Linked DNA regions of Mus musculus: region 2 is linked to region 1. A link is a loop called in an ENCODE intact Hi-C map of the cell type or tissue named here. Cell type or tissue: heart. All regions are shown on one strand. Links, peaks and the distances in the headings refer to the core of each region. The heading gives the core; the rest is flanking DNA.

Evidence for each region. Hi-C counts contacts between places; a loop is a spot of excess contacts. Peaks named below come from ENCODE experiments on the same cell type or tissue, not always from the same donor. Only the 100,000 strongest peaks of a DNase experiment are listed, where the experiment ranks them.
Region 2: it touches region 1 in a loop (2.8-fold over the local background); 4 of 42 quality-filtered maps call a loop at or near these places.

Annotation. Positions count from the first base shown.
Region 1 is chr15:77,751,954-77,764,149 of GRCm38, reverse strand. It overlaps Apol8 (apolipoprotein L 8), which reads left to right and starts at 8,877. Exons shown (of 4, transcript NM_001081970.2): 1 at 8,877-8,962; 2 at 10,842-10,906; 3 at 11,225-11,351. The coding sequence starts at 10,876. Myh9 (myosin, heavy polypeptide 9, non-muscle) reads left to right here. Exons shown (of 41, transcript NM_022410.3): 38 at 150-358; 39 at 820-928; 40 at 1,026-1,198; 41 at 2,134-3,565. The coding sequence ends at 2,251. In heart, for the core only: CTCF peaks have their summits at 6,158 (motif pointing left) and 7,112 (motif pointing right); a DNase peak (open chromatin) is centred at 7,109.
Region 2 is chr15:77,689,844-77,702,039 of GRCm38, reverse strand. It overlaps Apol7e (apolipoprotein L 7e), which reads right to left and starts at 3,151. Exons shown (of 5, transcript NM_001134802.1): 1 at 3,071-3,151. It also overlaps the pseudogene Gm8233 and the pseudogene Gm18911. In heart, for the core only: a CTCF peak has its summit at 6,921 (motif pointing left); no DNase peak of the experiment used is centred there.

The DNA of each region.
Region 1 (12,196 bases), core at 6,074-8,573:
AGGAAGTTTCTGGGGCCTAGTCGTGGACAGATCCCTTCCCAAGAGAGCTGGGGTGCTTGTTGGTCCTGGTGTGTGAGGAGGAGAGGGTCCTGCATAGCCCTGCAGCTGGGAACCAACCTTCCTTGAGGTACCGTACTCCCTTCCTACAGATCGACCAAATAAACACCGACCTGAACCTGGAACGCAGCCACGCACAGAAGAATGAGAATGCGCGACAGCAGCTGGAACGCCAGAACAAGGAGCTCAAGGCCAAGCTGCAGGAAATGGAGAGTGCTGTCAAGTCCAAATACAAGGCCTCCATCGCGGCCTTGGAGGCCAAAATTGCACAGCTGGAGGAACAGCTGGACAACGAGACCAAGTAGGTGCCCTACCCAGACTGAGGACACAGTGTTGGCACTAGGTCACCTCAGGTTGGGTCAGGAACCAGTTCTGTCTCCAGGCCCCACAGCCATTCTCACTTGCTCTGAGAAGTACGTGGGTTTGGATGGAAACGCATAGGCCACTTCCAGAACCAGGGCTCTGTGGGCTGTTTGTTTCTAGCGAGAGACTGAGATTTGGTTCAGCAAAACTGAGACTTGGAGGTAATGCGATCATCCTGCGCCCCAAGCCTCAGTTTCTCCGTAGACGAGCTTCGCCACTGACCTCATGGGTCAGCCCAGGTGTCAGCCTGAGACAGCAGCTACTGAGTGTCCAGGAAAGACTAGCACCTTAGCTTAGCCTCCAGGGGCCCCAGGAAGCGGAAGCTCCGGTTGCCATCTTGCTGGCTGAGCTATCTGGTGGAGGGTGCCCCCTTTCAGTCAGCATTTCTCTCCTACCCAGGGAGCGCCAGGCAGCCTCCAAGCAGGTGCGCCGGACGGAGAAGAAGCTGAAGGACGTGCTGCTGCAGGTGGAGGACGAGCGGAGGAACGCGGAACAGTTCAAGGACCAGGTCTGTGCTCTGCAGGGCCTGGGTTCTGTCTGTGCTCAGTAGAGCCTTGGGCTGCACTCAGTGTCTCACCAGCGTCCCTGGCCACCTGTTTCTGCAGGCTGACAAGGCGTCCACCCGCCTGAAGCAGCTTAAACGGCAGCTAGAGGAGGCTGAAGAGGAGGCCCAGCGGGCCAATGCCTCACGCCGGAAGCTGCAGCGTGAGCTGGAAGATGCCACAGAGACCGCTGATGCTATGAACCGCGAGGTCAGCTCCCTGAAGAACAAACTGAGGTGAGCCAGCCTATCCTACTCAGTACGTGGGTTTGAATGGAAACCCATAGGCCGCTTCTAGAACTGGGGGCTATGTAGGCTTTTTCTAGTAAGAGATTGATTTTTAGTTCAGCAAAACTGAGACTTGGAGCTAATGGGACCATTCTGGGCACATTTCAGAAAGCCGTTTCCTTCCAGAGCCGGTGTGCATGGTGGTGGGGTACAATGACAGACGCAGAGGTGGCCTCCCTAGGGTGCCCTTTGGGGTCCATGCCTCTGGGACTTAGCTAGGCTCTCAGATGTACTGCCGATTCTTGGCAGTTTGTTCCCAGCCCATCCTGCAGCTCCAAGCCTGATGAACGGTGCTTCCATGCTGGGGTTTTTGAGTCTGCAGTCCTAGGAGATGTCCAAGAGGGAGTGCTGGCATGGGTCACGTGCAGCACGCAGGAAAGCTTGGTTCTGTTAGTGTTAGTGGCCATTCTCCCTCCAGTCAGAGGGGATCTTTTCTGAAGCATGAAAATCAGACTTTCCTGAGAATTTCATCTGTGCTTTCTAACATCCAGAGGATGCCCCCAACTCCTGTGTGAACAGCTGTTCCTCAGCTTCTGGGTCCACTTATTTCGTTTTGTGGTGCTGGGATAGAACTCGGGGTCCCACGTGTGTTAGGCATGTGTTCTGCCACTAAGCCACTCCCCACTCACCCTGCCTACTTGTGAGGCCTGAGCACAGGCAGGCCGTGCAGAAGGCAGCTCCACCTGCCTCCAGCAGCCCCCTCTGCTGGTGCTCTGTAGTAAAGGCACCCGGCAGTTAAGGCTGGCAATTGCTCTGGTGGTCCACTTCCTCGGGCAGGGTTGCTCCTTGGCCTCCTTCCCTCTAAAGACCACTTTGAAGTCTTCATACTGGGCTGCCCATTTCTCTTTAGCTGGGCCCCACTGACCCTCTGCCTCTGCCCACAGGCGTGGGGACCTGCCATTTGTCGTGACTCGCCGAATTGTTCGGAAAGGCACTGGCGACTGCTCAGACGAGGAGGTCGACGGTAAAGCAGATGGGGCCGATGCCAAGGCAGCTGAATAGGAGCTTCTCCTGCAGCCCAGGCGGATGGACAAACGGCTCTGCCTCCCTCCCCCAACCCTCCACACCCCTGCCTTGAGACTGCTCTGACCATGTCCCCCTCCTCCCAAGGCCTTCCCGAGGGCATTGGCTTCCTCTGCTGCAGCCCTTCCAGTCCTCCATACCCTTTGAGAATCTGATACCAAAGAGTCCAGGCTGGCTCAGGCCGGATGACCCACAGGGTCTTGTCCTCCTTGCCTGAAAGCACGGGTGGTGGGCAAGAAGGGCGGCCATTGGAGTAGGCACAAGAGTTTTCTATGAATCTATTTTGTCTTCAGATAAAGATTTTGATAGCTCAGGCCTCTAGTAGTGTTACCCTCCCCGACCTCGGCTGTCCCCGTCCCCCGTCCCCCCTGCTGTTGGCAATCACACACGGTAACCTCATACCTGCCCTATGGCCCCCTTCCCTGGGCCCTATTGGTCCAGAAGGAGCCTCTGTGCTGGGTGCAGAACATGGGGCACTCTGGGAATCCCCCCACTCCCTTCTGGGCAGCACTGGTGCCTCTGCTCCTCCGACTGTAAACCGTCTCAAGTGCAATGCCCCTCCCCTCCCTTGCCAAGGACAGACCGTCCTGGCACCGGGGCAAACCAGACAGGGCATCAGGGCCACTCTAGAAAGGCCAACAGCCTTCCGGTGGCTTCTCCCAGCACTCTAGGGGACCAAATATATTTAATGGTTAAGGGACTTGCAGGGCCTGGCAGCCAGAATATCCAAGGGCTGGAGCCCACTGTGCGCTCTGGTGCCTCTCCTAGGACTGGGGCCAAGGGTGGTCGAGCTGTGCCACCCACTCTATAGCTTCAAGTCTGCCTTCCACAAGGATGCTTTTGAAAGAAAAAAAAAGGTTTTATTTTTCCCTTCTTGTAGTAAGTGCTCTAGTTCTGGGTGTCTTCACTGCCTTGCCCTGGAACTGTGTTTAGAAGAGAGTAGCTTGCCCTACAATGTCTACACTGGTCGCTGAGTTCCCTGCGCACTGCACCTCACTGTTTGTAAATGCTGTGATTAGGTTCCCTTATGGCAGGAAGGCTTTTTTTTTCTTTTTTTTTTTCTTTTCTTTTTTTTTTTTTTAAAGGAAAACCAGTCAAATCATGAAGCCACATACGCTAGAGAAGCTGAATCCAGGTCCCAAAGGCGCTGTCATAAAGGAGCAAGTGGGACCCGCACCCCTTTTTTTATATAATACAAGTGCCTTAGCATGTGTCGCAGCTGTCACCACTACAGTAAGCTGGTTTACAGATGTTTCCACTGAGCGTCACAATAAAGAGTACCATGTCCTACTCTTTGGTGTCTGGGTGTTTGGCTACAGCGGGAGAAGGCCGGGAAGGGCTGGGCCAGCGGTCACAGGAGAGCACACTTGACTCTGCTTAGTTAGCAGTTTGAGAGGGGGTGTTCCAAGACATCCTGGGCAGCAGCAGGGACCTCCTCCCTCCCTGCAGGCCAAGAGGCTGGACAGCAATGGGCCCAGGGCTGGTTCAGGAATTCTCCTCTCCTTCCACATGCTGGGCTCGCCTTTCTCCTCTAGGAGGAAGGAGGCTCTGGAGGAGATGCTGCGGTTCCAGAGGCAGAAAGTGGGAGGAGTGGGTGGTGAGCAGAAGCTGGGGAGGCGCGCAGTGTGCACCGCAAACACTCAGCATCAGCGGTGGCAGATGAAGCATGTGCACACGTGCACGCACGCGCGCGCGCTCTCCCCCCCCCCCCCCATACACACAAAAGAGGATCCAGAATGTGTCAAACCAACACAGTGACAGAAGCCTGGGAGACAGACTCCCGTTAGACTAGTCAGTTCTCATGGCCGCGCCCCCAGAGCAAGCAGCCTGCAGCCTGCTAGATTTACACAGCTCATCTTCCTGTTTTCATCTGTTACCTGCTCATCCTCAGTGTGCCTCTGTGTCTTTCTCCTTTTTTAAAATTTTCTTTTATTTTATGTATATGAGTAAAATTATAGCTGTCTTCAGACACATCAGAAGAGGGCATCAGATCTCATTACAGATGGCGGTGAGCCGCCATGTGGTTGCTGGGAATTGAACTCAGGACCTCTGGAAGAGCAGCCAGTGCTCTTACCCACTAAGCCATTCCTCCAGCCCCGTCTTTTGCCTTTTATTATTTGTATTTATTCGCAGCACCGGGCTTGGAATCTCTGCCCTGTGTTTCTTAGAAAGATCAGGTCTCCAGCCCTCAACTGTAATTGACTGCAGTGTTGATTTCTGGTCAAGTCTTGTGATGAACATTTTGGGTTATCAACTAGCCTGGCTGGGCGAGCAGCTCTGTGTGGAACCCTAGCCTGGCTGCAGCAGCATCTGACAGAGTTAGGGTACTTTTTTTGGTCTTTATTTTTATTGTATGAATTGCCACGGACTGGGCTCAGTCGGCCCCCCTCAATCCTTGGGAATCAGGGGTTCGGACAGATGGGCATAGAGTCGGCAAGAATTGACAGACAGATGCGGACTCAAGGGAGAGTGCTGAATCTGAATGTATTGTCACAAAGCGAACACCAGTCTTAGGGGTAGGATGTCACAGCAGGCACAGTACATTGAAGTTACCTGACACAAAATAGAGGAATGACTTCAAAAGGACTTACAGGAACCAGGTAATGTTTACAGCCCTGCCTAGGGTCAGCTAATGACAGGAAAGGATTTCACACCCTAGTCACGGTTTGTGCTACTCCTCTGAGCCTTGTGAAAGCTAGCACCAGGGGCTTCTGCTCAAGCAGACCTTATGAATAATGCAATACCACAACCCCCCTATTTCCTAGGCCTTGGTAAATTCTTGCATATGAGTGTAACTTGGCTGTTCTTTTAAGTTATCTGTAGGGAATCTCCATTTGTCAGAAGAATTCACCAACTTACCAACTTACTTCCAATATGCAATATATTCTGCCATACCTGACTGTAATGAAGATTCTAGGTATACTTTGCTAAGCTTGCCCTGAGATTTCTAACTCTTATCCAGTAAAATACTGTAAGAAAGCATGCAAGACCCTCCACAATATTGCAGGGACAAATTTGTGGCATCCTAGCTATGGGAATGCCAAGGTTCCTTGAAACTCTGCCTCAGGAATGCTTCCAGGTTTCTAAACCTGTAATTCGAGTCACTACTGGAGTAGATGTAGCAATGAATCTTTTGCCTGCATGTCTCTGTGGATCTCAGAAGAGGGCATCAGATTCCCTGAAACTGGAGTTAAAAGGCAGCTATGAGCCACCACTTGGGTGCTGAGAATTGATCCCGAGTCTTGCAAGAGCGGCCAGTGCCGCTCTGATTCATCGCTCTGGCCCTCTGAGAGTCCAATCTTATAACCACTGCAGACCTGCTGCCTCAGAGAATCTGGACACAGGATGCCATCAGTCCTCCAGAGGATTCAGGTGCATGCCAGGCTCCCAGAGCCTGGTGCGGGACCTGCAGGGGTGTCCAGTCAGGAGGATGGAGATGGCAATCTTTGCTCTAACCTCATGGATGCTTCATTCCCCTCCTGAATAAAACGAGTGGCAAACCCTACTTTCTAGACCAGCCTCTATTGGTTCTGCCTTTCCTAGGGTTACTGTAGCTTACCACATGCCAGATAGCCTACAACAGAGAGCTACTCTCAAGTTCAAAGCTGAGGTGTTTTCTCCGAGAGAATCTGGTGGGTCCATGTATCCCATGGCTTGGACCAGCACCACCCCAGTATCTGCTTTGTCTTCATGTGGCCTGCTTCCCCCATCTTTAAAATATTTTTAAGGATAAAGATGTTTTATGGGCTGGAGAGATAGATGGCTCAGAGGTTAAGAGAACTGACTGCTCTTCAAGAGGTCCTGAGTTCAATTCCCAGCAACCACATGGTGGCTCACAATCATCTGTAATGGGATTTGGTGCCCTCTTCTGGCCTGCAGGCATACATTCAGGTAGAAGGCTGTATACATAATAGAAGGACACTTGGCATTGGATTTAAGGCCCACACAAGTAATCCCAGATTCTTGGTTTACGGGCTCTGCCAACACCGTACTGTGGCCTCCATTCTGGTTATAGCAGCTAGGTGCTATGAATTTCAAGGCCATGCTGTGCCATGACAGTGACATCAGCCAGCCTTCTTCAGTGACTAAGGAGTGTGTTGCAGAGCTGTCTAGTGGGGTGGCTCCCCAGCCCCTCTTCCCTCCTATTTGAGAGTCTGCCGAACTTGAGCCTGGATCCTCTCTCCAGCACCCCTCTCATCCTCAGCGCTAGACAGTCTGGAGGCAAACTCCAGCCTCTTGGGTTGCTAACTTGCCTGTCTGAAATCAGAATCCCAGAGCTGCTGTGTTCACCCAGCCGGTGTGTCTGATGCTCCTGACCATTATATGTGCATCAAGCCGAGGGCAGTGCTACTTGTGTGTCATTGCAAAAGTCCAATAATTGTGATTTAGATCCTGTCATTTTTACATTCATTCTAAATCCCGAAGCTGACACATCACATTTGGAGACATGACATCCCATCTGAGCAAAGACAGGACAGTTCTCTGAATGAGGCTGGTGGCCAGGCTGTGGTGGCTGGGAGCAGTGGTCGCCCTTCTCACTCCCAGGCTGTCATGCAGTGCTATCAATGAGGGAGATGTTTTTTTTTTCTCCCGTGTTTTGCAGTCCTGACAGGTTAGTCTGGGGTGACCATTTAAGTACATTAGAAGCCCCGTGCCCAGTGCTCAGTTGGCAGGTCCCTGTCCCCTTCTGCATTCTCCGAGAGGAGGGTGCCTGTCTTGGGACAGCCAGTGTAGCATCCAGACAAGCATTTAAAACGTAGCTTGTCTGCACCAGTGAGTGCTGGGATGGGAGTGATCATGGTGGCCCGATGCTTTGGCTGCTGATCCCTCCACCATCCACTAGATGGTGCTGTACCCTGCCTGACTTGCTCCCCAGTTTCAGGGTTGTTTCCTTTGCGTTAGGATCCCCGTGGCCGTCGTTGCCAAAGATTAGGCTGAGATGTCAAGCAGGACATCCTGGGACACTTGCTTCGGATGCCACCAGTCAAGCTGAGCTATTGAGTAGCAGATTTTCAGATGCTGAGGAGTTTCTAGGGTTCAAGATCTCTATGCCCTAACCTGCCAAGTGAGTCCTATCCAGGGGGTTCCATCCAAGACTGTTGGAGAGACCATGTTCTGGTCTATTCCATGCTCTGATTAGAAGGTCTCCGTTACTGCTCTCTGGCTCATAGGGGAATTTACCTGGTTCTGCACCTTGAAGTACTTTTGTTTGGCTGTTGAGTTAATATTAATATCAATCCTGGTATTGGTACCAGGTAAGGGGTGTGTGTGTGTGAAAACTTGATGGAAGGGAAATTATAGAAAAAAAATGATCCCAAAATTACCAGAAGCAAAAAGGGGGATTATGAGTGCCACATGTCAGAATGTTTATCTTAGTTTGAATCTTGGCTCTGCCTCCCTGGTTGTCTGACAGGGACTAAATCTGGCTCCTAAAGATGTGGACAGCCCAAAAGCTCTCATCCAATTGTCCTTTTGGGCATCACTCTGTTTCAGGGCCTATGGGGGGCGAGGAAACTGAGGGCCCAGTCAGTAGTGGGGTGATTTGCCAAGGGCAGACTAGTCAGCTGGATCACAGGCTCACATCTCCCCTGACTCCTGTTATCAGTATGTGAGGGATGAAGGCAGAAAGCAGGAGCTGTCCTGGGTGTCTGGATAGGCAAGGACACAAGGTGTGGGGACTAAGAGGGGCACATTGCCAAACACCATCCCCAGAGCAATACCAGCTCTGCAATCCTAAGATCACTGAGTAGACCATTGGGTGTGAGAGAGAGAGACTCTGAGTGTGCAGAAACGCACAGGCTAATTCCGTAGAAATTCTAGTCTCCCCATATAGCCAGGTCTGGCTCTAAACCTATCATCTTTTCATCTAAGCTTCTTCCTGAGTGCTGAGATTCTAGGTTTGTGCCACCAATGTGGCCTTTTAAGGTCCCACTTAGTGCTTCAGTCTCAGAGTAAATGGGCCAGCATGGGTCTCCACTCTGCCCACCAGGAACCTGTGTTTTCAACCGATGGATACATCACCTGTGCTGTTGACCCCCCCAAGGCCACTGCCCACCTGTGGGGTGGGGTTAGAGTCTCTACAGTGGGAGCCAGGTGCCACAGCCACTGTGGGAAGATGAAGGGGCAGAAAGAACAGGAGTGTCCCATTGTGGAGTGGGAAAGTCTCACTACAGGGTCAGCCACAGCAAAGACACGGAGGTGTCATGGTCACTGAGGCAGGATAGACTTGAAGGTGTATGTATGATAGAAGCAGGGGCTGGTTGGGAGGGGGGAGACTGCAGTGGGCTTGAGGCCTGGAGTGCTGACTAAAGGGGATTCAACTTGACCCTGAGAGATCATCAAGGACCCCTTAGAAGGAGCAAGGTGTCTTCCCTCCCTCCCTCCCTCCCTCCCTCCCTCCCTCCCTCCCTGCTCTGAGGATGCCCTGAAACCATCAGAAGGGATGGGGTTGGAGGGTTGCTTTGCGCAACTCTGCTCGGGTTCCAGCTGGGAAGAAGAGGGCTCCTATCAGGGCTGCACAGCCAGCCAGGAGCAGGGCAGGGCAGGGCAGGGCAGGGCAGGGCAGGGCAGGGCAGGCCTGGGCAGGGCAGGGCAGTCCTTCCCAGAACAGCCTTTCTGTAAACTGAGTCACAGCCCCCATCAAGAGGTCTACCATGCCCACATCAGCACCCAGCTGCAGCACAGGACCAGGTCAGTGCAAGGCTTTCCTGAGGGGCCAAAGAATGGAGACTGGGGACTTTTCCTTGCCTATGAACGTCTTTGCCTGGGGGTGGGGAGTGAGTAGTCACAAGTATGACAACAATAACAAAATGGAGAAGATTTTATCTGCTTATGAAAGGAAAGAATATTAATGAACCATCTGAGAAGATATTGAGACATGCTCCCCTTTGTTGCTCTTGCAGGTGGTAGGTGCCTTGACAGAGCTCCATAGAGGTGAGGGGAGCCAGGCAAGTCTTGGTTAAATTAACCCTGTGGTAGTTAACCCTATAATGGGTTGCTGGACCAAACTTTTCTCAGTGTACCTTGTGTGCATGCAGAGCTGGGCAGTATAAAAAATGACAGTGAAGACAGAAAAGGGACAGACACACGTGTAAAGGCCACTTCATCTCATCTGGTGAACTGGGGGACATTTGCAGGCCTCTTGCTGTTTCTGCCAGGCCTTTGTGTGCCTGGAAAATACCACCAGAAACAATTCTTACTGTGCCCTCACACACACCATCCCAGTGGGACAGAACTACTTTTAGCTTTCTGCCTACAAAGTAAGTTAGTTATTTTAAGGTTTTTTTTTTTGTATTTTTCTTTTTTCTTTTTCTTTTATTTGTTTTGTTTTTATTTTTTAGAAATAGAGTGTCACTGTGTAGCCCTGGCTGGCCAGGAATTTGATCTGTTGACCAGGCTGGCTTTAAATTTACAGAGATCCACTTGCCTCTGCTTCCAGAGTGCTGGCATAAAGACATGTGCCACCACAGCAGCCTAGACTTATTTTTCAAATGTGTGTGTGTGTGTGTGTGTGTGTGTGTGTGTGTGTAAGGCAGAGGACAACTTGCAGGAGTGAGCTCTGTCTTTCCATTATGAGGGTCTGGGATTGAACTCTGCCCATCAGCCTTAGCCACAAGCACCCTTACCTACTGTACCATTTTGCCAGACCTCTAGACAGATCTTGAAGAGGTAATCTGAAAGGCAGACAAAGTTCTATTAAAGGAGAATGTCCTTTGCACTACTGTCTACATAAAGGATTGGCTATGACGTGAGGTTCCATGGTTAGCGATGGCAGATGGGCAGCCCAGAGCAAGTACTGAAACAAAGGCAGGAAGTGGCAGGATTCTAAGCCCTGGTTAGATTCAGGACCCTGCAGAAGCAAGGAGAGAGAGAGAGAGAGAAAGAGAGAGAGAGAGAGAGAGAGAGAGAGAGAGAGAGAGAGAGAGAGAGAGAGAAAGAGAGAGAGAAAGCGAGCCCTGGGCAGTGGTGAACTTGTACCCTGAAGGGCACAGGCATTGCTGTGGATGGGAAGCTGCACACGGACAGGAGGATAGCCTGCTAGAGTTTAAGGGACCCAGGCTTAGTCAAGGGGCGGGGGAGGGACATGGCTCAGAATAGCCAGAGTTCACGTGCTGGTATGAAGACTGGGGATGCTAGCTAGCCTCGTGGTCTTCCCTCTACATTGAGATGGGGTCACCGTGTGGTGGATGCCTAAGGAGCCCTGCGTGTCCCAGACAGTCACCACCAGCTCTCACCCTCAGTTCCCATGTGTTCCTACCCTCAGAGGGCTGCCAGAGCATCCCTCCTCTTCTTGCCTTCTGTATACAAAGTCAATTATTTCCTACAAGCGCACCATCAGCTGATTCCAGTGGGACAGGGCACCTTCACCTTGGCTGGAGTGGGAGATTTGGGGTGGACAGTTAGAACCAGATGCTACCAGGTTTCTGCAGAGTCCAGGGAAGAGAAACACTCTGGATAGCGTCTGGTCTGTGGCAGAGACTGTGGAGGGAACAGTGGGCTACAGCCCTTAGGTGTTTGCCTTCTCTGTAGTGATTCCCCCTTTGTTGCACAGTTTGTCTTCTTCTTGCAGCTTGGATGGACCAGAGACCCCCACACTTGACACCATGGACCCTTCAGACTGCGAGGATGCCCCAGGTAGTTACTTGTACTCCCCTGGCGTCTTCTTGCTTGTGGCTCAGACTTCCATACTGCACTTCTCTGCATTTCTCATGCAGAGAAATTGAGGACAGAGAAGGGGAGACTCAAGGGAGACTATAGGTATTCTCCCAACACCAGCTCTCCAGGGGTGGGTGTCTATTCCTGGCTCTATCCTCGGGGAGTACAGCCCGGACTCACCTCCTCCCTACCCCGCCTCCTTAGGTGGGACCAGGGCATCCTGGGAAGCTGACTCTAGCTTGGTGTTACTCAAGCTCCTCCGGTCCATCCTCCTGCCTTACTCTCCTTTCCATCCAGGAGACAGAACCTTCATTGAGGAAGCCGCTGAGTACCTGCAGCACACATCGGGCAGGGAAGACCTGAGGCTGCTGCTGACCGAAGATGGAGCCTGGGAGGCCTTTGTGGCGGAAGCTGAGTTGTCCAGGTCACCCACAGTTAAAGTCTTCCTCCCCTTTTCCTGGTTTCTCTTCCCCTTCCTGCAGATGGTGCACCCTCGTTCCTCTCCCCACCCCCCGTGTCTTCCTCACCCAGTGCCCTTGTTCACACGGGTGGCGTTCTCCAAAGCATCTCCATGGATACACGCGGAACTGTGCTTTGTGAGTGTGCTGGCGTCTCTCAGTGAAGCTGAGAGCCATCGGAAGGCTGGACCACACACTGTCCTTAAGGCTGACCTAGATTTCTTACTCCCCTGCAGGTCAGAAGTGACACCAAATGGTAACGACTGAGCGCTCTTTAGTATAGGAAATGCCTGAGAACAGAAGTTGGATCCTAGATTTTCCTGATTTTAGGATATTTTCAACTATGATACATTGTGGGGATGAGACCCACATCTCAACATGAAATAGACTGTATTTTCTTTTTTACCCCTAGCACACATCTTAACTATCTATGCACATTTTAATTTTAAAAAATATTTATTTGTTTTTATGTAAGTTTATTTGTATGTTTCCTGCATGCATATCAATGTGAGGGTATCAGATCCCCTGGAACTGTAGTATAGACAGTTGTGAGCGGCCATGTGGGTGCTTGGAATTGAACCCTGGTCCTCTATGTTCTTTTTAATGTCCTTATGTATGTGTGACCTGTCCCTTGAGGTCAACTGTGGAGCTTTCTGCTGTGGCTTCCCGACACTGCTCAAAAGACTTCCTCTGCTGGAGCCATTCACATTTAGAAGACTCACTCACTCACTCACTCACTCACTCACTCATTCACTCACTCATTCACTCACTCACTCACTCACTCATTCACTCACTCATTCACTCATTCACT
Region 2 (12,196 bases), core at 5,445-7,944, 61 kb after region 1:
ACAGCTTCCTCAGCTGCTCTGGTTCCTGTGGATCATGGCCCTCCTCCCCCCAGCGGTGGTGGCAATGGCCGGAGTCAGGCTGGGGGCGACTGGGTGGCGGTTTTACCTCCATTATGAGACTGGACCTTTTTTGAATTTTCTTATCAATTTTTACTAGAGGCAACAACTGAAGTATGATTTAATTCAACTAGGAAGGTCTCACTTGGCAGGGAAGAAAACAAACTGAAAACTCCTCACAGTCAAGCCAAAGCCCAGAGCTGATGTTTTCAGATCGACAGCAGAAATGTTTGTTTCCATGAAACAAAGTCACAAGTGCAGTCTGTTTTCGAGGCCATTCCTACTTCATCTCTACTTCTGTGGCTCAGGGAACAATGCTTGTGGCCTTTCTCAGGGCCAGGTAGCCAGCCTTCAAATGTAGGAGAATTCCTCAATAGTGCTGAACTGCAGCTTGCTCTGAGGCTCTGTATAGTTGGCAAGAAGGCCTGAAACATCAGAATACTTCTTACCTGGCTTAAAGGACGAAGGAGCACCAACAATAAAGTAGTTAGGATCCTTTAGTTGTCATGGCAATGGACTTTCAGCAGCGAGGATCTGTTTGAGGTTCTTCCAAGTTCTATTCTTCTTGCCAGTTACTGCACCGCCATGATGGGAGTGCACAAAGTTGGGATCCTTAAATGGCAATGGCTTGGCAGCTTTCTCCACAGGCCCCGAGCTTAACTCTGAGGACGCCATTTTACTCACACGTGGCATCAATGCTGACACCCTGAGCAAAGCCAGAGGCGGATAGCTTTTTCTTCTTACTAGCACCATATCCCCCTCCGCTGCTGTTGTGAGAAGGGCTAGCTGGCCTCTTCTTGATGTTCCTAGCTACGGAGGGGGTAGAAGTGGTAGCCACAATTGGAATTTGAGCAGCCATTCTGCCCGCAGTCCGCCTGTGAGTCCCCACCCCCACCCCTTCCAAGACCTAATTGTCTAAATCCTAAAGACAATTTCTTCTCGATACTCCTCGATGCCACTCCCAAGGCCTTTTGACTTTACATAGATGGATCCTGACACTCAATAGTCCCAACCCTGACCAGGACTGTCCCCCCTGGTTCACTGTATAGATGCCCCACTTCCTTTGCAGGCCTTCTTTCTTTGTTAGCCAACCCGACTCTGCCTCATTTCTAAATCTCCTCAGTTCCAGAAGTCACCAGATCTCTCCTTGCAAAGCTCAACTCTCCTCTCCCCAGGTCACCGATTTAGGAGTCTCTCTCATGCCAACCCTTAAGCACACCACTTTATAGCACCTTGCCCGTCTCCACTCCTGACCGATGCCCTCATAGCTAATTTCCTCCACACAGGGGTCCCTAAATACTCATTCCCTGTACCAAGCCACTTCTGAATCTCCTCATGACCACTTTCCTCCCACCCACAAACAATTCCTTAAACTTAAAACATTATCCTTCCTGCCTCAGCTCTCCACCTCCCAAATCTATGCAGACCTTTCCATTCTTATACTTCCAAACACATAAACACTTCCTAGAATGACCTTTGCCCCTGTCGCCTCCTCTCCAAGAGTCTACACAGGGGCATGCACAGCTGGCTTCCTTGTCTACTCTCACCGAAGCCTCTTTGCTCACAACCTAATGGACACACTCTGGGGTCCCCTCACAGTCTACTCCTACCCCTTTCTCCCCCAACTCCTAACTTACAAAGGACCCCAGTCCCTTCCCCTGTATTGGATTCTCTCCCTACAAAGTTCTCTTACTGAAAAGTCATCACTCACTGTCCTGACCTGTCCTCCCTCTGGTGTATTAGTCAGGGTTCTCTAGAGTCACAGAACTTACGGGTAGTCTCTATATAGAAAGGGAGTTTGTTGATGACTTACAGTCTGTAGTCCAACTCCCCAACATTGGTCAGCTGTGAATGGGAAGTTCAAGGATCTAGCAGTTGCTCAGTCCCACAAGGCAAGCAAGCAAAGAAGAGAGAATCTTCCCTCTTCTAATGTCCTCATGTAGGTCTCCAGCAGAAGGTGTGACCCAGATTGAAGGAGTGTACCACCACGTCTGGGGGACTTGCTTTGTCCCAGATGACCTTGAACTCAGAGATCTCCTTGCCTTAGTCTCCTGGGATTCATAGTCACTATGCCTCAAGATCTCCATGCCAAGATCCAGGTTGGAAACTTGTATCTTCCAGCCTCAAAATCAGGATTGCAGGTGAGCCTTCCAATTGTAGTTAATTCCAGATATAGTCAGGTTGACAACCAGGAATAGCCACTATACTCCGGTCTCTACACTTACCTCTTTGCCTCAGTGTCCCCCAGATCCCCTACACTGCATTTAAACATCTCAGCAGCCTTCCACCCCACCCTCTCCTCCCCAAGGGGGTCCTCTAGCTGCTTCTGCATACACTTTCATACAAATGGCAGCTCCTTCCTGTCAGAGGCCACATCAGACAGACCCCTCCATAGTCACATGGACAGACCAGCTCTTCCAGCTGCCTTTTCATCCCTCACGACTCACCTCACTTCTCTCCAGGCTCCCATACTCCATGGCCCAGGTAACAACACACCTAGGCTTTCCTCAACACAGGATCCTCTCTAACCTCTGCTCTGTGTATTCATCCTCACCTTCTGCTCCTGGTCCCTCAAGGTCACCAGGGGCCCACAATCTCCTCTTTCTTCTCTCACCCCTACTTTTCCTTTGCCTAAATATTTGCCAAATATCCACTGACTCCCCTAAATTCATTACCTGTTCTTAGACATCAAACACTCTGAATAACCACCCCCCTTTCCCAATTGCAATAGCTAAACCCAAGCCAATACCTCTCTGACACACACAAACACACTCACACACGCATATTCTTTCTGTCTCTGTCTCTCCTCCTCATCCCATGTCCCCAAACAAACTCTATGCTATACAATATCCATCATGGAACCTCAGGGAGAAAGGATGCCTTATCATGGGCCTGCGGAGGCACCCTTCCCACCTTACCATACCTGGCTCTATAAAACATATCCTTGTCTCTTTATAAAATACAACACTACGGGGGTATGCAGGTGGGAGAGCTTAGACATTCCCCAACTTACCAGGAGTCTTCAACAGGTGGTCCTCAGCTGTGTGGACCCAGTGACTGACTGTGCATCCAACGCATAACCAAATGCTGTCCCCTGCTTATATACCCAAAGCAGAAAACGAAAGAGAAAGCCCCAAGGTACTCACCACCAAAACAACACAGGAAACTTGTGGCTTGCTGGATGCTACATCTTTATCCCACGCTTCCTGCTGACCTACTCAAAGGAGTGCCCTTTGACCTGTCATTCTAGGTTCTCCTTGGCCCATTTCAAATGGGGGTCTCTGTAGTCTGGAGGGAAAAGACCTGCCTCTACAGACTAGGGGACCCTACACAGATTACTTCCTGTACCTCCTGGGCTCTGCTCAGTCCCTCTTTCCTTGCCTGCAGCCTTGGCACCTCCCCAACTCTTAGATCCTTTTGTTTATGGTGTTACCCCAGGATACCATGCGCAGCGTCTGGACATCTGCTTTTATGGGTTTTCCTACCAGGGGCTCTGAACTTGGAACTACTAAATATCAAATCCTCTTGAGTAATAGGTTCCTAGACCTTAGTAGTCCCTCAGACCTAAGCACAGCTAACTCCATGGTTGAAGTACCATTCAGGCTGTAAACTTCAGCACATAGACAGCACCACATAAAAAATGAAAACAAAGGCCTAGTCCATCAATGTTCATAGTTCTGGGAAATTATCTAAATGTACTAACCTTGCTTTTTTTCTTTCTTTTTTTAAGATTTATTTATTTATTTTATGTATATGAGTACACTGTCGCTGTCTTCAGACACACCAGAAGAGGGCACCAGTTCCCATAACAAATGGTTGTAAGCCATCATGTAGTTGCTGGGATGACCAAGCCCGCTCAGTCAGTCAACAGGTTCTCCAGCGTGGGAGTGATGATTAAAAAGAAAAAAGACAGTTATACAACACTGTAGCATGACCTGGTCTCTCACTCCATCTGCCCTTATGTTTTTGTCTTTGTTTTCCCAGAATTGTTTAGTTGGCTAGCTTCTTTATCTGACTCTGCATCTGTCCTGCTAGTATAGTTTGGAAAGTCCCTTCAGAGGGAGAAGGGGCTGGGTGGTCTTGAATTTACTTTGAATTCTACATCCCACCCCCCTTTTTCTGTGGTGCATTTCAATCCTGAAATGATGTCTCACTTTGTTGCAGCTATTGATATTGTTGTCTGAGCATCAAAACTTGTACTTATGCATTCTCAAATAAAAACTAGTAATCTAGAATCTCTTCATTCTGAGACTGAAGGCAAATTTAATTTTCCAATCCACTTTTATACCATTTTAATTACAAGCAAGGATTTTGGGAGAGCAGTACAATAAGGAACTAACAAAGCAGTAAGTTCTGTGATTACTCCTGTGACAGTTGTTTAAAAGGGTTTGTCACAATGACCAAAATACTTGAGCCCACTTCCATGTCCAAGCCCAAAAACTTACCTGAAGCCTAAGTCTTCAGTTTTACCCTGAGACTAAAATTCCTGCCTTACCCTACTTCTCTACTACAGCCTAAAGTTAGATTCTTGCCGAAACTTACTTCCTTATTATGCCCTAATGTCAGATTCCTGCCTGAAGCCCATTTCCTTGTCCTTGGCCAATGTCAGACTCCTGCCAAGCAGTACCCCAGACGGCTTTCCACACTGGGAATTGAACTCAGGACCTTTGGAAGAGCAGTCAGTGCTCTTATCCACTGAGCCATCTTTTTAGCCCTTAACCTTGCTTTTGGGCTTTTATAGTTCCATTTCTGGCTAACTGTTCTTGGTAACAGAAGTGTGTCTGTTGGAGTTTGCTGAAAGACCCTCACTCCTAAAGACTACAGAGACTGAGATCGCTGCAAACTGCAAGAGGTTTACTGATCCAACGTGTTGGGGCCCCTCAGCATGCAGGCAATAGAAGACCCCAAACGAACAAAGAACACGATTTTTATACTTTGTAAGGGGCAGATTTAGACAACAGGGTTAGCTGGCTTATTCTAATTGGTGTAGCAAGTAATACTTTCAGGAATTGGTTGGTTTACATGGGATGACTATCTTTGGCCTGGTCTCTCACTCCATCTACCCTTATGTTTTTGTTTTTGTTTTCCCAGAATTGTTTAGTTGGCTAGCTTCTTTATCTGACTCTGCATCTGTCCTGCTAGTATAGTTTGGAAAGTCCCTTCAGAGGGAGAAGGGGCTGGGTGGTCTTGAGTTTACTTTGAATTCTACATCCCACCCCCCTTTTTCTGTGGTGCATTTCAATCCTGAAATGATGTCTCACTTTGTTGCAGCTATTGATATTGTTGTCTGAGCATCAAAACTTGTACTTATGCATTCTCGAATAAAAACTAGTAAGTGATTAAGGATGCATCGGCCAAAGGTTAAGAGCAGAAGCAGGATATGAAGGGGTAGTAAACAGGACTAGGTAGGGACCCTTGCAGCAAGGGTCAAGGGTCAGGGTGCCATGCCAGCACACATAAACCAGATCTCCGACCTGGAACTGGTGGGATGTCTTTGGGGTACCCGGCTCGTACACTGCTGCCAGTTGTGACCAGTCTTTCCTTCTGCACCACCTGCAAGACTTTTAACTTAGCATATAGATTATAATTACTACAATATGTAGGTTCAGTCACATCATTTAAGACCGTGAGGGGCTCGGGAGCCTCATAAAGGATCTCAAAAGGAGTAAAACTGAATCGAGAGGGAGTATTTCTGGCTGTAAATCGGACAAGGGGGAGGAGCACCACCCAGTCTGCTCCAGTCTCCATGGTTAATTTTGTCAAGGTCTCTTTTAGGGTTCTATTCATCCTTTTTACCGCTCCTGAGTTTTGAGGTCTGTCCCCACAATATAATTTCCATTCACCCTCTAAATACTTGGCCACCCCCTGATTTACGTAGGCAACAAAGGCAGGGCCATTATCTGACCCTATTGCTTTTGGCACTCCAAACCTTGGAAAAATTTCTTCAATGATCTTGACGACCATCTGAGCAGTCTCATTTTTACAATGAAAAGCGTCTAATCATCTTGAGAACATACCCACAAAACCCAGAAGGTATTTATACCCATATCCAGGTCTTACCTCAGTAAAGTCTACCTCCCAGTAGATGCCGGGTCTGTCTCCTTGGTACCTCTTTCCTGGATCCATCGTGGTGCGTCAGACACTGTGCACCACCTGCTCCACAAGGTGTTTTAACCCTGGTACATGGTACTTAGTCTTGGAGAATGTCTGAATGAGCTTTCTTACCCCTAAGTGAGTCCACTGGTGCATCTGTTTGATCATAGCCTCTGCTTGTCTTTGTGGCAGGATTTTCTTTCCCCCGGTGGTGTACCACAGTCTCTTATTTTTGTTGAACTGGTGACTGGAATCGTTGGAAATGAGAGCTAACTCTTCTGCTGTGTAGGTAAACTGGGGGACTGGTTTTTTCGAGCTCTGTTGTCAGGAGCACCGGCAGGGTCATGGCTGCAACCACTCGTGCCTCTTGGACCTCCATGTTGTTGCCCCTTGCTATCACAGTATCTCCCTTCTGGTGACTAGGACAGTGGATGATGCTTACCTTGGCAGGGTCATGGAGGACCTTCAGCAGAGCCAGTATTTCTTCTTTGTTTTAAATTTCTTTTCCTCCTGATGTCAGTAGACCCCTGTGTTGATATATGGCCCCATGGACATGGGCTGTGGCAAAAGCATACCTGCTATCCGTGTAGATGTTGAGTCTTCTTCCTTTTCTTAATTCCAAGGCCTTAGTGAGGGCGATCAGTTCTGCCTTTTGGGCCGACGTGCCCTCCGGCAGGGCCCGTGCCCAAATAACTTGGTGTCTGTCTACCACAGCTGCTCCAGCATGTCTCCTCCCTTCTTTGAGATAGCCGCTTCTGTGAACCAGGTAACGTCTTCGCCCTCTAGTGGCTGGTCTGTCAGATCTTTATGCCACCCATGTGCCTCTGCAAGAACTTGCTGACAGTCATGGACAGGGGGCTCTAAGTCTGGGTCTGGGAGCAGGGTAGCTGGGTCAGACTTGCGAGGTGGGGGCAAAAGTGACTCTATTAGAGTTGAGCAACAGAGTCTGGTAATGGGTCATGCAGGCATTGGTCAACCATCGATCTCGGGGCTAGTGGATCATGCTCTCCAGGGCTTGAGGGGCTGACACTACCAGATCCTGTCCCATTGTCAACTTGTCCGCATCTCTGATCAACACCGGAACAGCCACTACGATCCGATCCACAAGTAGGCAGGCCACCCTCCTGCTACTGTATCTAGCTTCTTTGACAGGTAGGCCACCAGCCTCTTCCAAGGACCCAGCTTCTGTGTTAGCACCCCTTTTGCTATCTCTTTACTCTCAGCCACAAACAGGTGGAAGGTTTGGTCATGAGGGGCCCCTCTTCTTCTTGGGGCAGTCTCTTGCCCAGTGCCCTTTTTCTTTCCTTTTTAAAAAAATTAGATATTTTCTTCATTTACATTTCAAATGCTATCTTGAAAGTCCCCTATATCCTCCCCCGACCTGTTCCCCAACCCGCTGGTTAGTTCATATTGTTGACCCTCCTATAGGGTTGCTTTAGCTCCTTGGGTATTTTCTCTAGCTCCTTCTTTAGGGGCCCTGTGTCCCATCCAATAGATGACTGTAAGCATCCACTTCTGTATTTGCCAGGCACTGGCATAGCCTCACAAGAGATGGCTATATCAGGGTCATGTCAGCAAAATCTTGCTGGCATATGCATTAGTGTTTGGGTTTGGTGGTTGTATATGGGATGGATCCCCGGGTGGGACAGTCTCTGGATGGTCCTTTCTTCTGTCTCAGCTCCAAACTTTGTCTCTGTAACTCATTCCATGGGTATTTTGTTCCCCATTCTAAGAAGTATCGAAGTATCCACACTTTGGTCTTCCTTCTTCTTGAGTTTCATGTGTTTTGTAAATTGTATTTTGGGTAGTCTAAGTTTCTGGGTTAATATCCACTTATCAGTCAGTGCATATCATGTGTGTTATTTTGTGATTGGGTTACCTTACTAAGGATGATATCCTCCAGATCCATCCATTTGCCTAAGAATTTCATTAATTCATTGTGTTTAATTGCTGAGTAGTACTCCATTGTGTAAATGTACCACATTTTCTGTATCCATTCCTCTGTTGTGGGACATCTGGGTTCTTTCCAGCTTCTGGCTATTATAAATAAGGCTGCTATGAACATAGTAGAGCATGTGTCCTTATTAAGATTTGGAACATCTCAGGAGAGGTATTGTTGGATCTTCCGGTGTACTATGTCCAATTGTCTGAGGAACCTCCAGACTGATTTCCAGAGTGGTTGTACCAGCTTGCAATCCCACCAACAATGAAGGAGTGTTCCTCTTTCTCCACATCCACGCCAGCATCTGCTGTCACCTGAATTTTTGATCTTAGCCATTCTGACTGGTCTGAGGTGGAATCTCAGGGTTGTTTTGATTTGCATTTCCCTGATGATTAAGGATGTTGAACATTTTTTCAGGTGTTTCTCAGCCATTAAGTATTCCTCAGTTGAGAATTCTTTGTTTAGTTCTGTACCCCATTTTTAATAGGGTTATTTGATTTTCTGGAGTCCATCTTCTTGAGTTCTTTTTATATATTGGATATTAGTCCCCTATCAGATTTAGGATTGGTAAGGATCCTCTCCCAATCTGTTGGTGGCCTTTTTGTCTTATTGACAGTGTCTTTTGCCTTACAGAAACTTTGCAATTTTATGAGGTCCCATTTGTCGATTCTTGATCTTACAGCACAAACCATTGCTGTTCTGTTCAGGAAATTTTCCCCTGTGCCCATATCTTCAAGGCTTTTCCGCACTTTGTCCTCTATAAGTTTCAGTGTCTCTGGTTTTATGTGGAGGTCTTTGATCCACTTAGACTTGAGCTTTGTACAAGGAGATAAGAATGGACCAATTCGCATTCTTCTACATGATAACCACCAGTTGTGCTAGCACTATTTGTTGAAAATGCTGTCTTTTTTCCACTGGATGGTTCTAGCTCCCTTGTCAAAGATCAAGTGACCATAGGTGTGTGGGTTCATTTCTGGGTCTTCAGTTCTATTCCATTGATCTACCTGTCTGTCGCTGTACCAGTACCATGCAGTTTTTATCACAATTGCTCTGTAGTATAAAATTAGATCAGGCATCGTGATTCCCCCAGAGGTTCTTTTATTGTTGAGAATAGTTTTTGCTATCCCAGGTTTTTGTTATTCCCGATGAATTTGCAAATTGCCTTTTCTAACTCAATGAAGAATTGAGTGGGGATTTTGATGGGGATTGCATTGAATTTGTAGATTGCTTTCTGCAAGATAGCCATTTTGACTATGTTAATCCTGCCAATCCATGAGCATGGGAGATCTTTCCATCCTCTGAGATCTTCTTCAATTTCTTTCTTCAGAGACTTGAAGTTCTTATCATACAGATCTTTCACTTCCTTAGTTAGAGTCACACCAAGGTATGTAATATTATTTGTGATTATTGTGAAGGGTGTTGTTTCCCTAATTTCTTTCTCAGCCTATTTATCCTTTGTGTAAAGAAAGGCCACTGATTTGTTTGAGTTAATTTTATATCCAGCTACTTCACTGAAGCTGTTTATCAGGTTTAGGAGTTCCCTGGTGGAATTTTAGGGTCACTTATATATACTATCATATCACCTGCAAATAGTGATATTTGACTTTTTACTTTCCAATTTGTATCCCCTTGATCTCCTTTTGTTGTCTAATTGCTCTGGCTAGACTTCAAGTACTATATTGAATAGGTAGGGCGAAAGTGGGCGGCCTTGTCTAGCCCCTGATTTTAGTGGGATTGCTTCAAGTTTCTCTCCATTTAGTTTGACATTGTCTAGTGGTTTGCTGTATATTGCTTTTATTATGTTTAGGTATGTGTAAAGGGCTGCAATATATGTGCCGCCACTAGACCCGCCAAAGTCACCAGTCTGTCTCCCGGGGCTTTTGCCCAACCCCTGGGGGCTTTAACCTATCCCCAGGGTGCATGAGGATCATGGGTGTTGCTACCAGTCCTAGTTTAGACACGTCACCAAAAGTATTTAAGCCACACACTTTCTGAGCCTTCTTTGTCTACCTCACTATGTTTAAGAAGTAAAAGTTAACCACGGAAGAACCTGGCGTGTCCTGTGTTTATTTCCTGCGGGACAGGGATTAGCTCGGGATACTTGGTGCCGAAATCCGGGGGAAAAAACGCCTTAACAACTCGCAGCACCAGAGGAGACCCTTCTAATCGAAGCAGGTTTAGAACCGCGGTGGATCTAAAACTCTGAGAGCATACTGGATCCTTGTAAGTAACTGTGATCCTTCTTAATCCCTCCCCTTAACTGAAAGGTGGCACTGAAAGCCTTTTGTTCTCATGCTGGCTGTGTTAACCCTATTTCTCCCGGTTTGATCCTGCACTCACCAGAAGTGGCGCTGAAAGAAAAAGTTTTGAATGCTGTTAAGCACAGTCAGACGGATGTATATAAGCTGCAGTGCTTGTCTCATATTTAAGCCTCTCGTAGATAAGGGAGCAGTATGAGAAATTCACATTCTGTAACTACAGCTCTACACTTTGTTTTAAAACAGCGAGAGATAAAAGTTTCTACAAAAACCTTAGAAACATTCATTAGGGAAATAGAACATATATCACCTTGGTACGCGTGCTCAGGGTCGTTAACTCTTTCCTCTTGGGAGAAATTAAGGGAAGACTTAGCTAAGGAACAACAGAATGGGAAATTAAAGGCAGGGACCATGCCATTATGGAAACTGGTGAGATCGTGCCTGGAGGATGAGAGATGCCGTCCAGCAATAATAACAGGGCAGGCAATATTAGAAGAAGCACAAGACAGTATGGCAGAAACGGAGTGGCATGAAAGGTTAAGAGCTCTAAAAAAGGAAAATGTGCACAAGAAAAAAAGCCCTTCCAGAGACCTTGAGTCAGAGGAAGTGAAAATTTTGAGGATAAATCCTCAGGGAGAGAAAAAGGAAAAGGAGAAAGTTCAGAAAAGGAAAAGCCTTTATCCGGTAAAGGAACTAGAGGCTTTGAAGCTTGATAGTTTAAAAGCAGATGAGCTTAGCTCCTCTGAGGAAGAGGAGTCACATTATGAGGCAGCTCATTATAAAAAAGAAAGATACCATCCAGAGGAAAGGCGAGTGAAGAAATCAGAGAGAAAATTAAAAGTTACTGGAGACACAGAGCAGGCCACCTCTGGGCCTTCTAGTCTCAATACACCTCCACCTTATGTGGAGAAATTTTATTCTGATTCTTTTCTTTCAAAGGAGGAAAAGAAAAAATTATATCAGGCATTTCCTGTCTTTGAAGCTACAGATGGAGGGCGAGTACACGTCCCCGTGGAGTATACTCAGATAAAAGAACTTGCTGAGTCGGTTCGCAATTATGGAGTTAGTGCCAACTTCACTATCTCCCAAATTGAAAGATTTGCTACTTTAGCCATGACCCCAGGAGACTGGCAGACAACAGTGAAGGCTGCACTCCCTAATATGGGGCAATATATAGAGTGGAAAGCATTGTGGCATGACACTTCTCAGACACAGGCCAAAGTCAATGCCACTGCTGAAGGCAATCAGAGAAATTGGACATTTAAATTATTAACAGGACAAGGGCAGTATGCTAATAATCAGACGAATTATGATTGGGGAGCATACACTCAAATCTCCACTGCTGCCATTAAGGCGTGGAAGGCACTTTCCAAAAAGGGAGAGTCTGGAAGATACTTGACAAAAATTATACAAAATCCTCGGGAGTCATTCTCAGACTTTGTAGCTAGAATGACAGAGGCAGCAGGCAAAATTTTTGGAGACTCTGAACAGGCAATGCCTTTAGTGGAACAGTTGATTTATGAGCTAACCACTCAAGAATGCAGAGCAGCAATTACACCCAAAAAGAGCAAAGGACTGCAAGATTGGTTAAGGGTATGCCGTGAGCTTAGAGGTCCCTTATCTAATGCAGGGTTAGCGGCTGCCATCCTGCAGGGCCAAAGGCGTTCAGATACAAATAGTAATAACAGGGTCTGCTATAACTGTGACAAGCCAGGGCATATGAGAAGGGACTGCCAGGCACTCGTAAAAGGGAAAGTGCTAGGGCTATGTACCAGGTGTGGAAAAGGCTATCATCGAGCCAGTGAGTGTCGTTCAATTAAAAACGTCAGAGGCAGATTTATTCAGT